Linked DNA regions of Mus musculus: region 2 is linked to region 1. The links are chromatin loops, found by intact Hi-C in ENCODE. Cell type or tissue: heart. All regions are shown on one strand.

Region 1 (8,000 bases):
AAAGAAAGAAAGAAAGAAAGAAAGAAAGAAAGAAAGAAAGAAAGAAAGAAAGAAAGATGCCCTCTTCTGGGGTGTCTGAAGACAGCTACAGTGTACTCACATATAATGAAAGAAAGAAAGAAAGAAAGAAAGAAAGAAAGAAAGAAAGAAAGAAAGAAAGAAAGAAAGAAAGAAAGGAAGAGAAAGAAAGAGAGAGAAAGAAATCTTTATAAAAAAAAAGTACACTAAAGCTGTCTTCAGACATGTCAGAAGAGGACGTCAGGCATCATTATGGGAAGGGGGGGGCGGTGAGCCACCATGTGTTTTCTGGGATTTGAACTCGGGGCCTTCTGAAAAGCAGTCAGTGCTCTTACCCACTGATCCATCTCTCCAGCCCCTGCTTGGTTTTCCAGAACCCCAGAGACCTGGGTGCCTGTGCTGTGACAATAACTTGTGTTTCAGTGCTAGGACTCATGGCTGTGAAAGATCCTGACAGAATGTAAAAGGTCACAGAAGCCCTGAAATTGGCAAGATAGATGTCACTGTTAGCAGAACTAGCTTCACTGGTTTAGAAAAATAGAGGTGCACAATGCTCTGGCCACTTCTTGAACCTGTGTGTCTGCCAATGTTTTGACCGTTCCTTGAACCCATGTGTGTGCCCACTGATGAAGCCCATTGCCAAGTGTTTGTGATATTGGTTGCTGGGGAAGAGTCAGAAAATCTCCCCAGCAACCACAGCCCGGCCAATCCTGAGTTGCTACACCTGCACCAGACTCTTTCCTTGTACCCCTCCCATACCCATTTCTTGAGAATAGACATTGTTTAGATCTGGAAATCCCCTCCTCCCCCCCCCTTTCTCTCCTGAGGGCCTATAAAAACTGGGACCTCTTTCCCCTCGAGGTCGACTCCTCTACCCCTGCGTGGGATATGAGTCGCCCCAGAGCTCTGGCTTTCCCCGAATAAAGCCTCATGTGGTTTACATCAAGCTTTTTATCGTGAGTTCTTGGGTGTTCGCTATTGTCCTGAGGCCTGAGCAAGGGGCTCCTCTCGGAGTCTTTCAGCTGCAGTGTGGCTGCAGGACAGAGGGGCCTGGGAACAGTGCTAGCTGTATTTTAATTTCAGGAAACAGCAAACCATTTCTAGATAACTACATATCCATCACTGCATGGGCAGTGTGTTAGTTGTTTTTTTGTGGCTGTGACCAAATCACTGAGCGGATCTAAAGGGAGGAAAGATTTATTTTGGCACATGGTTTCAGGGATACAGTCTGCCATGGTGGGGAAGCACCCAGTTGGGTGTAGCAGCAGAGCAGCACGGTGGGAGCGGCCAGTCTGATCCTTGAGCATTGGGAAGCAGAGCTTGGCTGTACTACACTGACTTCCATTAGCTAGGCCACAGTTCTAGGAGTGCCACAACCTCTCAGGACAGCGCCACCAACTGGAGACTAAGTGTTAGAACACATGAGTCTGTGGGGGGGACGACGACGACATTGTATTTCTAAACCATAACACATACTAGTATTAACCAAATGTAGTTGTCATTTATCTGAAATTCTTACTCAGTTTAGGACAGATACATACAGGAAGGAGGAAAGTGGAGGCCAGAGAGCTGGCTCCAGAGTTAAGAGTGCATACTGCTCTTCCAGAAGACCTAAGTTCTGTTCCCCACACTCTTGTCGGGCATCTCCCAGTCCCAGGAGGATCTGGCATCTCTGTCCTCCACAGGCACTTGACACACACACACACACACACACACACACACACACACACACACACAGACAGACAGACATACATGCGTAAAGGTAAGTAGAAAGAACAGTAATAAAACAAAAAGGGAGGGGAGAATAAAAAACACAAATTTGTATCAATAGTTTTCATTGCTGTGTGAAAGCCGCCCGAGGCTTATTTTAAGTGTGCACCCCACCAGTGAGCAAAGCATGGCAGCAAGATCAGCCCTGCCAGTGAGCAGGCGGGGGCAAGGGGGCCTGGGAGGCGGGGGCGGGCGAGTCGGGCTGGAGCAAGGGTGAAGGGAAGATCAGCTCTGCCAGAGAGCAGGCTGGAGCGAGGGGACATGGGGGGGTGCAGAGCAAGCTGGCCGGAGGAGGGGGGTTAAAGGGGGGCGGGGGGGGGAGAGATCAGCTCTGCCAGTGAGCAAGCCAGAATGAGGGCGGGGGTGGGGTGGTGTGGGGTGGTGCAGAGCAAGCCGGGCGGGCGGGCCGGAGCAAGAGGGAGAGGGGAAAAAAAAGATCAGCTCTGCCTATGAGAGCTGGAATGGGCGCTGAGCTGGTTGATCACAGTACCACAGTCAGGAAGCAAAGACCATTGATGGACCTCAGCTTGCTGACAGGGTCTCCAGCACCAGCTGACTTCAATCTTCCCGTGTAGTAAACCTGAACTCTTTTTTAAAAAGAACATTTCAGAGACTTTGTGATTTAAAAAAAAAAGGACATATTTTTGTTATTTTAAAGTATGTATTATGTGTAGGTATGTGCATATGAGTGCAGGCGCTGTGGAGATTTGAGGCAGCAAATCCTGTGGACCTGAGTTTGCAAGCCATTGTGAGTGGCACAACGTGGATGCTAGAAACTCGGGTCCTCTGGAAGAACAGAATGTGCTCTCAACCACTGAGCTATCTCTCCAGCCCCTGTCTTGCACTTTAAAATATTTTAAATTACGTTTACTTATCTACTCAGGGAGGTGACACTTAGGGACAACTTGCATCTATCATTTCTCCTCCTTCCACCATCTGAGTCTCAGGGATGGAACTCAGGTGACCAGGCTTGGTGCAATCGCCTTTACCTGCTTAGCCATCTCACCAATTTCTGATAACTTCTTTTCCATGACCACCGATGTCTTTTACTCCTTGATTAGTTATCAGAGTGGTTAGCATGCCCTGGCACAGAACAGGTATGGTCGTTAGGGTGCTGTTCCGATCAGTTTTCTCACCCAAAGGACAAAAGAGAAAGTTACCACCAAGCTGCCTAGGAAGTAGCACTGGCCTGTGCTTCTCTCACAGGCTGTGCGGACTCGATTCATTTAAAACTCTTGTAAATAGAATCAACGAATGAAGCAAGACTGACGATTGGGGAATGAAAGAGACCACGGTGAGAGGTGATACCTGACGGCAGAAACTGTACCCACCACGCATGCAGGGCAGACCCCGAATCTACCCTGCACTCATTCCATACAGAAATGCAGATTCGCTTCCACCCCGCACCTGCCTCAAACTCTTCCTCCGCAAAGTCTCCATACCACACACATCGCCTCCGCCCCATACGCCGCATCCACCGCGCACTCACCCAACACTCGCCACAGACCCTGCATCCACTTCACACATTCCATATTCACTTGGCACAGACCACAGACACAGCATCCACTCGCAGAGGACAGACCTCTCTCTCAACATCAAGCCTGTACACACTGGAGAACCCACATCCACCCCACACAGATCTCAAACCCCTGCATCCTCCTGTTCCTGCTGGTCGCGAAACCTTCCTCAGCGCGGCTCCCAAGAGGAAACTAGCTGCTCCCTCCGGGCTATCGACCCGGACTCGGTCCGGGATACCGACACCGACTAAGCCCGGGCATCTTGGTGGGCCACCAGTGCTCTGAGGAGCTGAGTGGCGACGCGGGGGATCGCTGGGATTTGTAGTTCCAAGGCCACGCCCAGCACTACGGGTCCCAGGAGGCCGTGCGTGCGACAGGGGCGTGGTCACACTGCCTAAGAGGCTTTCTCCTCCCCGGAGCTAAAGAGAGCATAGTTTTCCCCCCATGCTTGTCTCCATCCTGGAGTCCTGACATCTATGGCGTGTTCATTGTGGGCCAAACACCGTTTCTCAAGACTAGTAGCTGAGGCGGCAGCGTCAATACTTTTTAGACGAGCAAACTGAGGCCCGAGGTCAGGAGCCCTAAGTCACTGGTTTGAAAGGGCATTGGGTCACAAGGCATTCAGACCCCAAGTATCACGGTTTACATCAGAGAACAGCTTGCGATACAGTGGGGGAAACTGGTGCCGCCAGAAGTGGCACAAACTGTCACCCCATGTCTCCTGACATGATGAAAAGCAGAAGAACACTAGGTAGTGTTCTTGCCTCCGCCACCCCCCCCCCCAAAAAAGTGTCTCAGCTATTACAAAAGAAGAGAACCCGACAGGAGCAACATGATATAGGGAGAATTTGGGGAAATCTCAGTGACTACCTTTCCCGACTGTCAAACCTGAAGAGCTGAATGGTAGCATCGGAACCTAAATCTAGAAGAATCTGACAACTTTATAGGGCCAAATCCAGTGGGGGAGAGAGAGGGAAGGAGGGAGGGAGTAAGAGAGAGAGAGAGAGAGAGAGAGAGAGAGAGAGAGAGAGAGAGAGAGAGAGAGAGAGGCAAAAGCTGCTGCAAGGGGGCTGGGGACATGGTTCAGTGAGTCCAGATCTCCAACAGTCACGGAGGCGCCCTTGGGGTTAGGAGTAAGCAGAGATGACATGATCCCTGGGGCTCACTGAAGTTCAGTGAGAAAGCCTATCTCAAAAAAGCAAGATGGAAGGTGATGGAGAGATGGCTCCGTGGTTAAGAGCACTTGTTATTCTTCCAGAGGTCCAGGGTTTGATTCCCAGTGCCCATATGTTGGCTCACAGTGGTCCATAGCTCCAGTTCTGCTACCAGGGAACTCATAACTGTTTCTTTATTTGACCTTCACTGGCACCAGGCACCCATGAGGTACACAATTATACATTTGCCAAACACACATATAAATAAAATATACCTTAATTTTTGTTTGTTTGTTTTTAGAGACAGAGTCTCTTTGTGTAGCCCTGGCTATCCTGGAACTCCCTCTATAGATCAAGCTGGCCTTGAAACTCACAGATTATCCACCTGCCTCTGATATTAAAGTGCTGATAATAAAGGCATGTATCACCACACCTGGGTCAAAATATAATTTCAAAACACATTTGTGTGAAAAAGCCAAATCATCTAAAGAGCAGTCTCTTGGCAATCAGTTTGGACCTAAGTATCAGACAAATATTCCAGCAGGACAGGTGGAGTCAAAAGTTAAAGAATTAAGGTGTATGCCCGGCGTGGTGGTGCACGCCTTTAATCCCAGCACTCGGGAGGCAGAGGCAGGCGGATTTCTGAATTCGAGGCCAGCCTGGTCTACAAAGTGAGCTCCAGGACAGCAAGGGCTACACAGAGAAACCCTGTCTCGAAAAAACCAAAAAAAAAAAAAAAAAAAAAAAAAAAAAAGAATTAAGGTGTATTTCAAAACTCCTCCTTCCACCAGGGGCATGAGCAAGCCTCTGCTAAACTGATCAGAGTGGACGAATTTTCACACTCACCCCATTTTTTTTGTGCTGTTCATGGAATACCAGCTATAAGTAGGAGGCACCTTTGAGTTTAATTTACACAATTTACTTGAACTGGGGACTGTAGCTGTAGTTGATTAACATGGGCTCTCTCCCTGGCAGCGGCAGCTGCGCACATTCCTCGCTACCGGCCCCAATGCTTTGGATTCTCAAACGAAAGAAAGACAGACAGACAGACAGACAGACACACACACACACACACACACACACACACACAGAGAGAGAGAGAGAGAGAGAAAGCCTTATATTTAACATCTCAATCAGCTTAATGGTTAGGCCACTCCCCAATTTCTACACTGCTAACACCTCCCCTCCAAAACTCCTGAGTTATTACTTATTAAAATCTATATTCCACCTTTGCTACCTTAGGGCCAGTTGGGGGTGGTGGGTGCTGGGGTCCCTCTCCTCCAGCTCTGACATGATTGTATGCTTTCCCTTCTGCAGCTCTCAAGCCTGGATCTTCTTTCTCTCCTGACAATGGTGATTCTCCTTCTTCCTAGGTGCCCTTGTCCTCTAATCCTGAAGTCCCGCCTCTGTCTCCCTGCCCAGCTATTGACCACCAGTAAATTTATTTGCCAACCAAAGCCGAGTTGGGGCAGAGGCACTTAGCACCTTACATGGAATATTCTCATGCAATTTTGGGAACCAATAATGCAAGCATTAAACCAAGTTTACAACAAGGAGAGCTGGAGAGCTTCCACTTGCCAAGTATATGTTCTTGTATATAAATATATCTGTGTGTTCTGTGTGTATGTGTTTCTTTGCATGGGAATTTATGTGTGTTGGACCTTGTATTTTGTGTTTGTATATATTTCTATGTATTCTTGGGAATATCTATGTTTGTGTTTATGAGTATATGACTGTCTTGTGTATTTGGGTTTTTTTTTTTTTTTTTTTTTTTTTTTTTTGGTTTGTTTTTTTGAGACAGGGCTTCTCTGTATAGCTCTGGCTGTCCTGGAACTCACTCTGTAGACCAGGCTGTCCTCGAACTTAAAATCCACCTGCCTCTACCTCCCAAGTTCTGGGATTAAAGGCGTGCGCCACCACTGCCCGGCTGTCTTGTGTATTTGTGTATGTGTTAATGTGTATGATGAATGTGCTTGTGTGCTTTCTCTGTGTGTTTGTGTTGTTTGTGAGTGTGTGTTTTGAATTTGAATGTTCTATGTTTTCTATGTGTTTGTGAATATTTTTGTGGAGCCTTTGTCTGTTTGTGTGTGTCTGCCTGTATGTATTTTTGTGTCTGTGATTGTATGAATGCTTTTTTGTTTGTGTTTCTGTATATGATGGTGTATATGTGTGTTTGATTTTTGTGTTAGTATATTACTGTATGCCTGTGTTGGTGTCTATGTATTTCTGTGTTTCTGTGCGTGCTTGTGTTTTGTGTTAATTTGTGTTTACATATTTGTGTGTTTGTATGTAGTTTTCATTTGTTGTATTTATGCATGTGTTTGTGTGTTTCTCGTTTGTAAGTTTTGTGATTGTGTGTGTTGTGTTTATGTGTGTGTTGTGATTCTGTGTGACTGTGTATGTTTTTTATTTTATGTGCCAGGGGCCAGGTTGGCAATTCTTATTTTATCTTGATTCTCTCTTGAGGTAGCAGAGCTGGAAGACCATCAGCAGGTGCAAGACTTGGTCTTGTGAGATATTTAAGGTTGGGTTACAGTTTAATAATAAGATGTTTATCTGTCTTAAATCTAAGTCACTTTGCTGCTGTAGCTGACTGCCTGAGTTCCTGAGGCCAGAAACCTTATCCTAGAACAGCAGGGGATTAAGTAAACTGGCCTTTGTTCTATCACTAAGGAACTGCAAGGCTCTATCTTCCCGCTTGCTAGGTGAAGTTGCAGGAAGAGAAGGGGGACACTTTGAAAAGTGATTTTAATCTTTATTTCTAAGTTCTCTCTAAAAAGTTTTCTATAAAAGTTCTCTAAGAAAGTCCTTCTAAAAGGTTCTTCTCTCTAAAAAAATTTTCATTTCTCTAAGGAAAAGGGGATCCTGTCTCTCTTTGTCCTCAGCATTTATCCATTTTTCAGAATACATGATCACATGGTAAAAAGTTCATCACAAGTTTGCACATAAATTCAAATCATAAATTGAATAAGAAGTTTACAACAGAGAAATTTTACATGCATGACCATTAACATTCATCATCTGTCACTAGCTCTGCAGGTTATTTTTTGTGAATTAGTAAGTTACATATGGATAAACCCAGTCAATATATATATATATATATTTTTTTTTTGAGACAGAGTTTCTTTGTGTAGCCCTGGCTGTCCTGGAACTCACTCTGTAGACCAGGCTGACCTCGAACTCAGAAATCCGCCTGCCTCTGTCTCCCAAGTGCTGGGATTAAAGGTGTGTGCCACCATTGCCCGGCTCCAGTCAATATTTTATCTTCTGTCCTTGCACCTATAGTAAATCATTAGTTTCCTTTTTATGACCTTTGGTTAATTGTTTTACAACCTCTTAGAATGTGCTCTGAGTTGTAGATGAGTGTTTGCTATCTCAGAAGCAATTAACTCAAGACTGGTAGAGTTCTCATTGAAGTTTTGATTATCAGAGAGAACTTAATAGCAGTCCTATTGTAAAAGATGTTAATAATCACTGATATAATTTTAGGAATTCTTTCAGGATCATCATTAAGAATTAAGAAGTCATCTATGTGTCTATA
Region 2 (8,000 bases), 790 kb before region 1:
GTTCTGAGACCTCACTCTTCAGGCCTGATGGCAAGGGACTATATCTGCTGACCCATGTGCTGGCCTTCTGTGATGGTTTTATATTTCATCTCAGTCAAGTGATCGACAAGTTGTATTCCTTAGGTTTTTAAAAGTCACCCTGGTGGTCTGTTCTTTACATCTACAACATGGAATGTGGCCAGTAGAATACATTCCTTTTTGGAATTTGAACTAGTTTTTCTCTCTTCCTCCCTTTCTCCCTCCATCTTTCTTCCTTCCAGTAGGCTCTTATTGGGTGGCCCTGCATGCCTGGCCCCGTCCTCTTGACAATCCTGTTGCCTCAGCCTCCTGAGTCCTGGGATTGCAGGATACCATGTGTAGGCTGGCCTGGGATTTCAGACATAGTGGAGGATAACCTTTGTCCTTTTACCTCCTAAATGGAAGGATTACAGGTGTGTCCTACCAGGCCTAGCTCTGGTGCTAATCTTGTTGGTGATGTAAGCACTGGGGCCCTCAAAGGACAGGGACGTACAAGAAGGCTGTGTGCAGGGCTGGCAGCTGCTGTTGGGTCTTGCCTGGGACCTCAGCCTCTGTCAACTGGTGCTTCCTTTCCCTCTGGATTCTCATAGAGCTAGAGTTGGGGCCAGGAAGGAGGAAGTAGGAGCTGGCAGCATTCTCAAGCTCTAGGCCTGTGACTTGTGTTTCCTTGGGGCAACAGTCTTAGAACCAAGCCTAATTCGAAGAAGGGACACAAGTCAATCCCTTCATGGAGGAGTGGTCTGGGCAAACAGGGAAGGATGAAGGATGAAGGCAGCATCTTCGCTGATTATCTACCTGAGCAAGTCAATCAGCTACTTTAAATTTTGGCTCTAGCACCGGCCAGATGCTGTTGCAGGGTCACCTGCTTACCCCACCCAAAGCAGCGGCATGTCTGCCTTCTTTTTGGATCTTTTACTGAAACAATTGAATTATTTTTTTACTGTTCATATCTGTTATGCTCTCAACATATACATATATAAAGATTATGTATATGTCTGAATATGGATAAAATTTTAGTACAGTACTGTGCTTGAATCAGTAATTATTTATTTTAATGTACTTTTGTTACATTTAGAATTATTATTACTATTTTTAGTTTTAAGATTAGATTTCTCTATGTAGCCCTGGATGGCCTGGAACTCAGAGATCCACTTGCCTCTGCCTTCTGAGTACAGGGATTAAGGGTGTGCACCACCACACCAGGTTTGGGACTTGGCTGCTGTGGGAATAACTCCAAGGGTAAACAGTGGACACTTGCAGAACAGTAAAGTAGTGCAGGTGGGAAATCCTTGAGGTGACAGCAGAACCTCAGGATAGGGTTAGTCTTATTCACACTGAAGACATTTTATACAGTTGTGTCCCAAGACGTCCTCTATTTTTTCCCATTAACTCCAAATTCCTTTACAAGTTCTTTTTACCTAAGAACTATCCATAAACCGGGGTTGCTAGTGCATGCCTTTAATCCAGCACTAGGGAGGCAGAGGCAGCCAGGTTTCTAAACTGGAGTCTAGCCTGGCCTACATTTATTGAATTTAACTTTGGCCTTATTTATTTTGGTCAGACTCCCCTCACCCCCATCCCCAACTTGGCTTTAAATCCCTGCTTTGAAGGAGGACTTTGAGTTTTTGTTTCTTCTGTTTCTGCCCCGGAGCCATGGGGTCACTGGGATTGCCTTCACTTGCTACCATCGGTTTTCTTGGAGGAGAGGCTGGTTCTGTAGAATGCTGCACATTCTGCGCTTTAATTTTTTAAAAAATTATTTATTTATTTATTTTCCTATTCCGTTAGATTCAGGTCACTTAACTTGGTAGTTTTCTGCTTTCTGCACTGCATCCTATCGGGGACATGGCGTGACAGTTTGAGTCACCTTTGGTGGCACCGAGTTTAAGATGTTCTTGGTTAAGGTGCTGTCTCTCAGTAATTCCCACTGTAAAGCAAGCTGTTCTCTGGTTTAAATCACAATACGCAGAGACCAAACCTGAGGACCAACACCTTGTGAGCCAAAACCTTTTTTTTTCCTTCGAGACAGGGTTTCTGTATAGCCCTGGCTGTCCTGGAACTCACTTTGTAGATCAGGCTGGCCTCGAACTCAGAAATCCGCCTGCCTCTGCCTCCTGAGTGCTGGGATTAAAGGCGTGTGCCATCACCGCAAGGCCCGAAACCTTTTCAAGTCAGTGACTTAGCAGGGCTCCTGACCTCGGGCCTCAGTTTGCTCCTCTGAAAAGTAAGGACAACGCCCCCTCAGCTACTGGTCTTGTGGGACGGTGCTTGGCGCACAATGAACACTCCATTGAAGTCAGGAATTCCAGGATGGAGACAGGCAAACGGGAAAACGAACCCAGAACGTCCTCTTCACCTCCAGCGGCTGGGTGAGCTGAGGGGAACCCAGGCCTCGCGGCCACGCCCCCTGCCTCGCGCACGGCCCCCTGGGACCCGTAGTGCTGGGCGTGGCCGCGGGACTACAAATCCCGGCGGCCCCCGCGCCGCGGCTTCAGCGGCGGCTGCCTCAGCTCCTCAGAGCGCCGGCGGCGGCCTCGGCGGAGTCGGTGTCGGCGGCCGGGGCTGAGCTGTGAGTTTCCGATCGAGAACAGCGTTGGGGAAGATGGCGGCGAGCGGTGAGTGGAGAGAAAGGCAGTGGCGAGCGGCGGGCGAGGCCGGCGGCATGGCCTGAGGCGGGGGTCCTGGGGTCGCCAGTAACGCGCGGCGCAGGCGACAGGGATCGCGCGGGCGGCGCTGGGCTCCGGGGCCCGTGCAGGGTCGCGAGGAGTTCGCGGCCGCGGCCTCTGCTTGCCGCTGGGGCTCCCCCCGCCGAATCTCGGGTCGGAGAAGCTCAGCCGAGTCTCCTCTTCCCGCCGGCGCCGCCCGGCGGAGCGGACACGGGCGGCTCCTCCGGCCGAAGCTGCGGCTCCGCTGCGAGCGGGCGCGGCGGACACGGAGTGTGCGGTGCCCGCGGGGTGTGTGCGGGGTGAGAGTGGGGTCTGTGGCGTGTGCGGGGTGTGTGGCATGGATGTGGGGGTCTGCGGGTTGTGCCAGGTGTGTTGGGTGGCCCCGGAGTCCGCCAGGTGTGTGGGGTGGATGCAGGCTGCGTGTGGGGGTCTGCAGGGTGGATGCTGGGCGAGGGAGCTGAGTGCGGTGTGCGAGGTGTGTGCTGGTGTGTGCCGGGTGAGTGGAGGTGCGAGGGGTGAGTGCAAGGTCTGCGGTCTGTGCGGGGCGAGGACCGGGTGGATGCGGGGTCCGCGATGTCTCCAGGGTGGATGCTTGGCGGATGAGGAGTCCGAGGTGTGTGTAGCGTGGATGCAGGGTCGGCCGTCTGTATGGGATGAGTGTGGGGTCTCTCCCTCTCTGTGCGGCGTGGATAGGGGCTCTGCCGTCTTGTGTCGGCTATCATCGAGGTCGCTTTCATCTTCTGAAATTCCCAGTCTAGGTTCGTTCATTGATTCTGTTTGCAGTAGTTTAAATGAAGTGGGAGGCAGTGCTACTTCCCTAGGCAGCTTGAGGGTGGCTAGGGTGGAAAAGTTAAGCAGGAGAGCAGCTCGGAGAGGCCAGAGCATCGTAGGCCCGCGGAGCAGGAGCCTAGGACTCCACACTGTATGACACTGGAAGGTTGGAAAGTGTCTTTAAGTCGAGAAACTTTTTCCCCCTCCCAAATGCGAAGACTTCCTTTTTTTTTTTTTTTGGTTGCAGTTTCTGAGTAGCGCTTCAAAGCCAACTTGTTTTTGTAATTAAGCTTGTGAGGTTAAAAACCAGGAAGGCGAGTCAGTCCCCTGTCTGCTGAAGGGCTAGGTGGACGAATAAGATGAGAGGTCCTGTATCAGGGTTTCTGGACTGAGATTTAAATGTCGGGGACCCTCGGCTTGGTTGACAGATCTCTGCTGCGCCAAAGCCTCAGCATTTGTTCCTGCAGGTTGTTGCAGAAATGAGTTGCTGGAGCTAAGGGTGCATGCATTCAGATCTTCAGCAGATACGGCTGTGGACTAACAGGGCAGTGCAAACCTCTGAGTTTGTGAGCCGTTTGTTCTTTTAAAACCTTAAATGGTTATCAAGTATTCAGAATAGGTTTTTTCCACATCGGATACCCAACTGAAAAGGTCTGAAAATACTGAAAAAGGAATCTCTTCCACTAGAAACCCTGTCTGTGGCAATGACTGTTAGCATTTCTTGCAGTAAGTTTGGCTTTGGAACTAAAGACTAAAGTATTTTCATTAGAAACAAACCCCAGCTGGTATATACTGAGAGCAGGAACGGGGGCTGGGGAGGGGTAGTGTTTTCTTTTTTTGCTATTTTAAACTTGCAGGAGCTGGAGAGATGGCTCAGAGCTTTAAGAACATTGGTTACTGCTCTACTAGAGGACCTGGTATTGACCCGCAGCATCCAGCAACCATCTATGGCTCCAGTTCCAGGGGATCGGTCGCCCTCTTCTGGCCTCTGTGGACATCAGGCATCCACCTAGTGCACTGATTGACATGAATTTAAAAAATCTCAATAGTTGTTAGGCTGTTGAATTTAGTGCTACTGCTGTTTGCTGTATTAAAACCCTTAAAGAAATAATAGTCTGTGGGATGTAGAACCCTGAGGCTTCATTGTAAGATGAAGCCTCTGTTTGTAACATGTAAAGTGATACCGACCACTGTAGCTCCTGTGTTGCTGGAGGTAGCTTCAGGTTCTGAATTTAAATGAGCAGTAATCTAAACTGCCTGTGATCCCAAATTATAGAGTATTTTATATGTTGATAGAAAAGACTTAATTGTCCAATCAGCATTAAAAAACAAAAAGGCACATGCTAGCTTTCAGCATATAGAAGGAAGTACATTTTATAGCTGGGGATTGTAGGCAAAAGGGGCAGCTCTAATTGTAAGCAGTTACGGAGGACATTTTCATCAGAAAACACCCTTTAAAGAGGACTTCAAAACACAAACTTCAGCATATAATCAAGATTGTCTTTTTTAAAGATTATTTTATTTTTATGTGTGTGAGTATTTTGTCTATATGTATGTCTGAGCATCATGTGCATCCTTATTGCTTAAAAGGTCAGAAGAGAATCCCTTCTGTCAGATCCCTGGAACTGAATTTAAGGATGCTTTGTGAGTAGGGCATACATAATGTTGTATGCCTTTAATCTCAGGATTCTGGTGGCAGAAATAGATGTATCTCTGAAGCCGGCCTGGTCTACAGAATGATAGCCAGTGCTATACAGAGAAACCCTGTTTCAAAAAAAATAAAAGCAAAACAAACAAAAGCCATCATGAGGGTGTTGGGAATCAAACCGAGGTGCTCTGTAGGCACAGCCAGTGCTCCTAACCACTGAACTATATAGCCAGTTCCCCAAATTTACATGTATGTGTGTTTTGCCTGTGTGTATGTTGGTTGGTACACCGCATCTTGCCTGTGCCTTGTGTCTGTGGAGGCCAGGAGAGAATGTTAGATTCCTTGGAATTCAGTTACAAATAGTGAGCTGCCATGTACATGCTGATATTCGAACCCTGGTCCTCTGAAAGTGTAGCAAGTGCTTTAAACCACTACGCCACCATCTCTCCATCCCGTCTTTGGTGTTTTGAGATGCTCAGGCCCGTGTGGAACCCGGCATCTCTCCATCCCGTCTTTGGTGTTTTGAGATGCTCAGGCCCGTGTGGAACCCGGAGCTTATATTTCTGGTTGGTCTTGAACTCGTGATCTTCCTGCCTCGCCCTTCAGATGCTGGGATTAGAGACTTATGACACCTCAGGATTATTTATTACCTTTTGTAAGCCTCTGAATCATGAAGTTAATTAGTTTAGCAGCTAGGTTGGCCTCAATTGAACTCAGCCTCCTGTTTCAGTTTCTCAAGTGAGAATGAAGGCTTGTTCCACTTTGTTTTGCTAGAATGATTTTAAAAATTACTCCAGAGGAGTTGGAGAGATGGCCCCGGGGGTAAGAGCCCATGCAGCTTCTCATAGGACCCAGGTTTGGTTCTTAGTCCCCACATGGTCACAACCTATTCAAACTTAATAAGCTCTGTGGCATCCAGTGCCCTTATGTCTTCCCCAGGCTTCTGTACACGCTGCACATACATACATATAGTGAACAGTCATATACATAAAATAAAAATAAGTAATATTTAAAAAATACTAACAGTTCATTACAGTTACTGAGTGGTTACGAGACCTTACTGGTTTTCAGGAGGACTTTGGTTCCCTTGCCAGCACCCACGAGGCTGCTCACCCATCTGTAACTTCAGTTCTGGCTGTCTCAGTTCATGCTCTCTTCTGGCTTCCACAGTCTCTTGCGTATATGTGGAGGACATAGAACTCATGTAGGCACACATACATTAGGAAATAATCTTAGAAAAAACCCCAGCATGATAGTAATGCTAGGTTATCAGGGATTATATTAAATATTTTCTGACTTTAACAAAAATTTTTAATTTATATTTTATGTGTATAAGTGTTTGCCTGCATACATGTCTGCGCATATGTGTGCTTCGTGCCTGAGGAGGCTTTCAATCCCCTGGGACTCGAGTTATGGACAGTTGTGAGCTATCATGTGGTTGCTTGGATTCCCGAATCCCCTGCAAGAGCAGCCAGTGCTCTTATCCCCTGAGCTATTTTTTTTAAATGTGTGCTGATTCACACCCCTAGCTAATTTCATTATGCTTCGAAAGTGACTTTAGGATGCATTTTCCCTGGTATAAAAATTCTGTAGGGCACCTCCACCCTCTTAGTAAATATGAACTCATTTATTAAGGAGGGAGTGCACTCTGAGGCCCGGGATCCTCTCTCTGGGCAGTGTGTGAAGAAAATACTTGTTTGAAGTGATTACTTACAACATCTTATTTTCTTCTTGGGTGCTGGGATTGAGCCCCAAGGTAAGGCCTCATGCATGCTTGGCAAGTGTTTTGTAACTGAACTGAATCTCCAGCCCATTAAGGCCTTCATTATCTTTTTTTTTCCCTTATGATATAGACCAGAGTAGCTTCCAACTTGGTTCTGCAGGTCCTTCCCCTATTTTGTGTGTGTGGTCTAGCACTAACGCCTTTTTTTTTTTAAAATATTTATTTATTTATTTTATGTATGTGAGTACACTGTAGCTGTCTTCACACACCAGAAGAAGGCTTCAGATCCCATTACAGATAGTTGTGAGCCACCATGTGGTTGCTGGGAATTGAATTCGGGACCTCTGGAGGAGCAGTCAGTGCTCTTCACCACTGAGCCATGTCTCCAGCCCCCACTAATGCCCTTTAAAAAGAATATTTGTTTTTTTTTTTTTTTTTTTTAATTTATTTTATGTATGAGTGCTCTGCTACATGTACACTTGCATGCCAGAAGAGGGCGTCAGTTCCCTTTATAGATGGCCGTGAGCTGCCGTGTGGGTGCTGGGACTGGAACTCAGGACCTGGAAGAGCAGCCATGCTCTTAACCGATGTGCCATCTCTCTAGCCCCATGAATGCATTCTTTTTGTTTGTTTGTTTGTTTTTGTTTTTGAGACAGGGTTTCTCTGTGTAGCCCTGGCTGTCCTTGAACTCACTTTGTAGACCAGGCTGGCCTGGAACTCAGAAATCTGCTTGCTTCTGCCCCCCAAGTGCTGGGATTAAAGGCGTGCTCTACCACCGCCTGGCCCAAGTTCCTTTTTAAAAATTGTTTTTGTGGTTTTTTTTTTTTTTTTGTGTCTCAAAAAACAGTTCCTGGTTGGCCTGGAACTCCTGTAGGTCAGGCTGGTCTTGAACCTTTTTTTTTCTTTTTTGGGGGGGAGTGGCTGGGGCTTAAAACAGGGTTTCTTTTCTCTATGTACCCCCCGATTTCATCAACCTTGCAAGGTAGACCAGGCTGGCCTTGAAATCAGATCCCCCTGCCTCTGCCTCCCAAGTGCTGGAATTAAAGGCGTGTGCCACCACGCCGGGCATGATCCATGTTTTTATTTGCATTTTTTTTTTTTTCTCCCTGAGAACAGATCTTACTGTATTCCTGGCTGGCCTGTAACTCACTGTGTAGACCAGGCTGGCATGGAC

What was found. A loop is a pair of places that touch in the nucleus more often than their neighbours do. Peaks named below come from ENCODE experiments on the same cell type or tissue, not always from the same donor. Only the 100,000 strongest peaks of a DNase experiment are listed, where the experiment ranks them.
Region 2: a loop joins it to region 1, with 5 times the contacts of the local background. A loop is called at or near these places in 4 of 42 quality-filtered maps.

The regions. Positions count from the first base shown.
Region 1 is chr2:166,783,172-166,791,171 of GRCm38, forward strand. No RefSeq gene overlaps it. Among named protein-coding and RNA genes, the nearest start is that of Trp53rkb, 6.6 kb to the right of the region's middle. In heart, CTCF peaks have their summits at 1,418 (motif pointing left) and 3,588; a DNase peak (open chromatin) is centred at 3,640; H3K4me3 peaks cover 1,637 bases; H3K27ac peaks cover 1,148 bases; H3K27me3 peaks cover 823 bases.
Region 2 is chr2:165,990,126-165,998,125 of GRCm38, forward strand. It overlaps Ncoa3 (nuclear receptor coactivator 3), which reads left to right and starts at 2,512. Exons shown (of 23, transcript NM_008679.3): 1 at 2,512-2,633. It overlaps LOC115489489, which reads right to left and starts at 3,656. Exons shown (of 2, transcript XM_030252296.1): 1 at 2,215-3,656. The coding sequence starts at 3,569. The coding sequence ends at 2,478. In heart, CTCF peaks have their summits at 2,866, 4,439 (motif pointing left) and 7,326 (motif pointing right); DNase peaks (open chromatin) are centred at 2,486, 3,136 and 3,666; H3K4me3 peaks cover 2,441 bases; H3K27ac peaks cover 1,615 bases.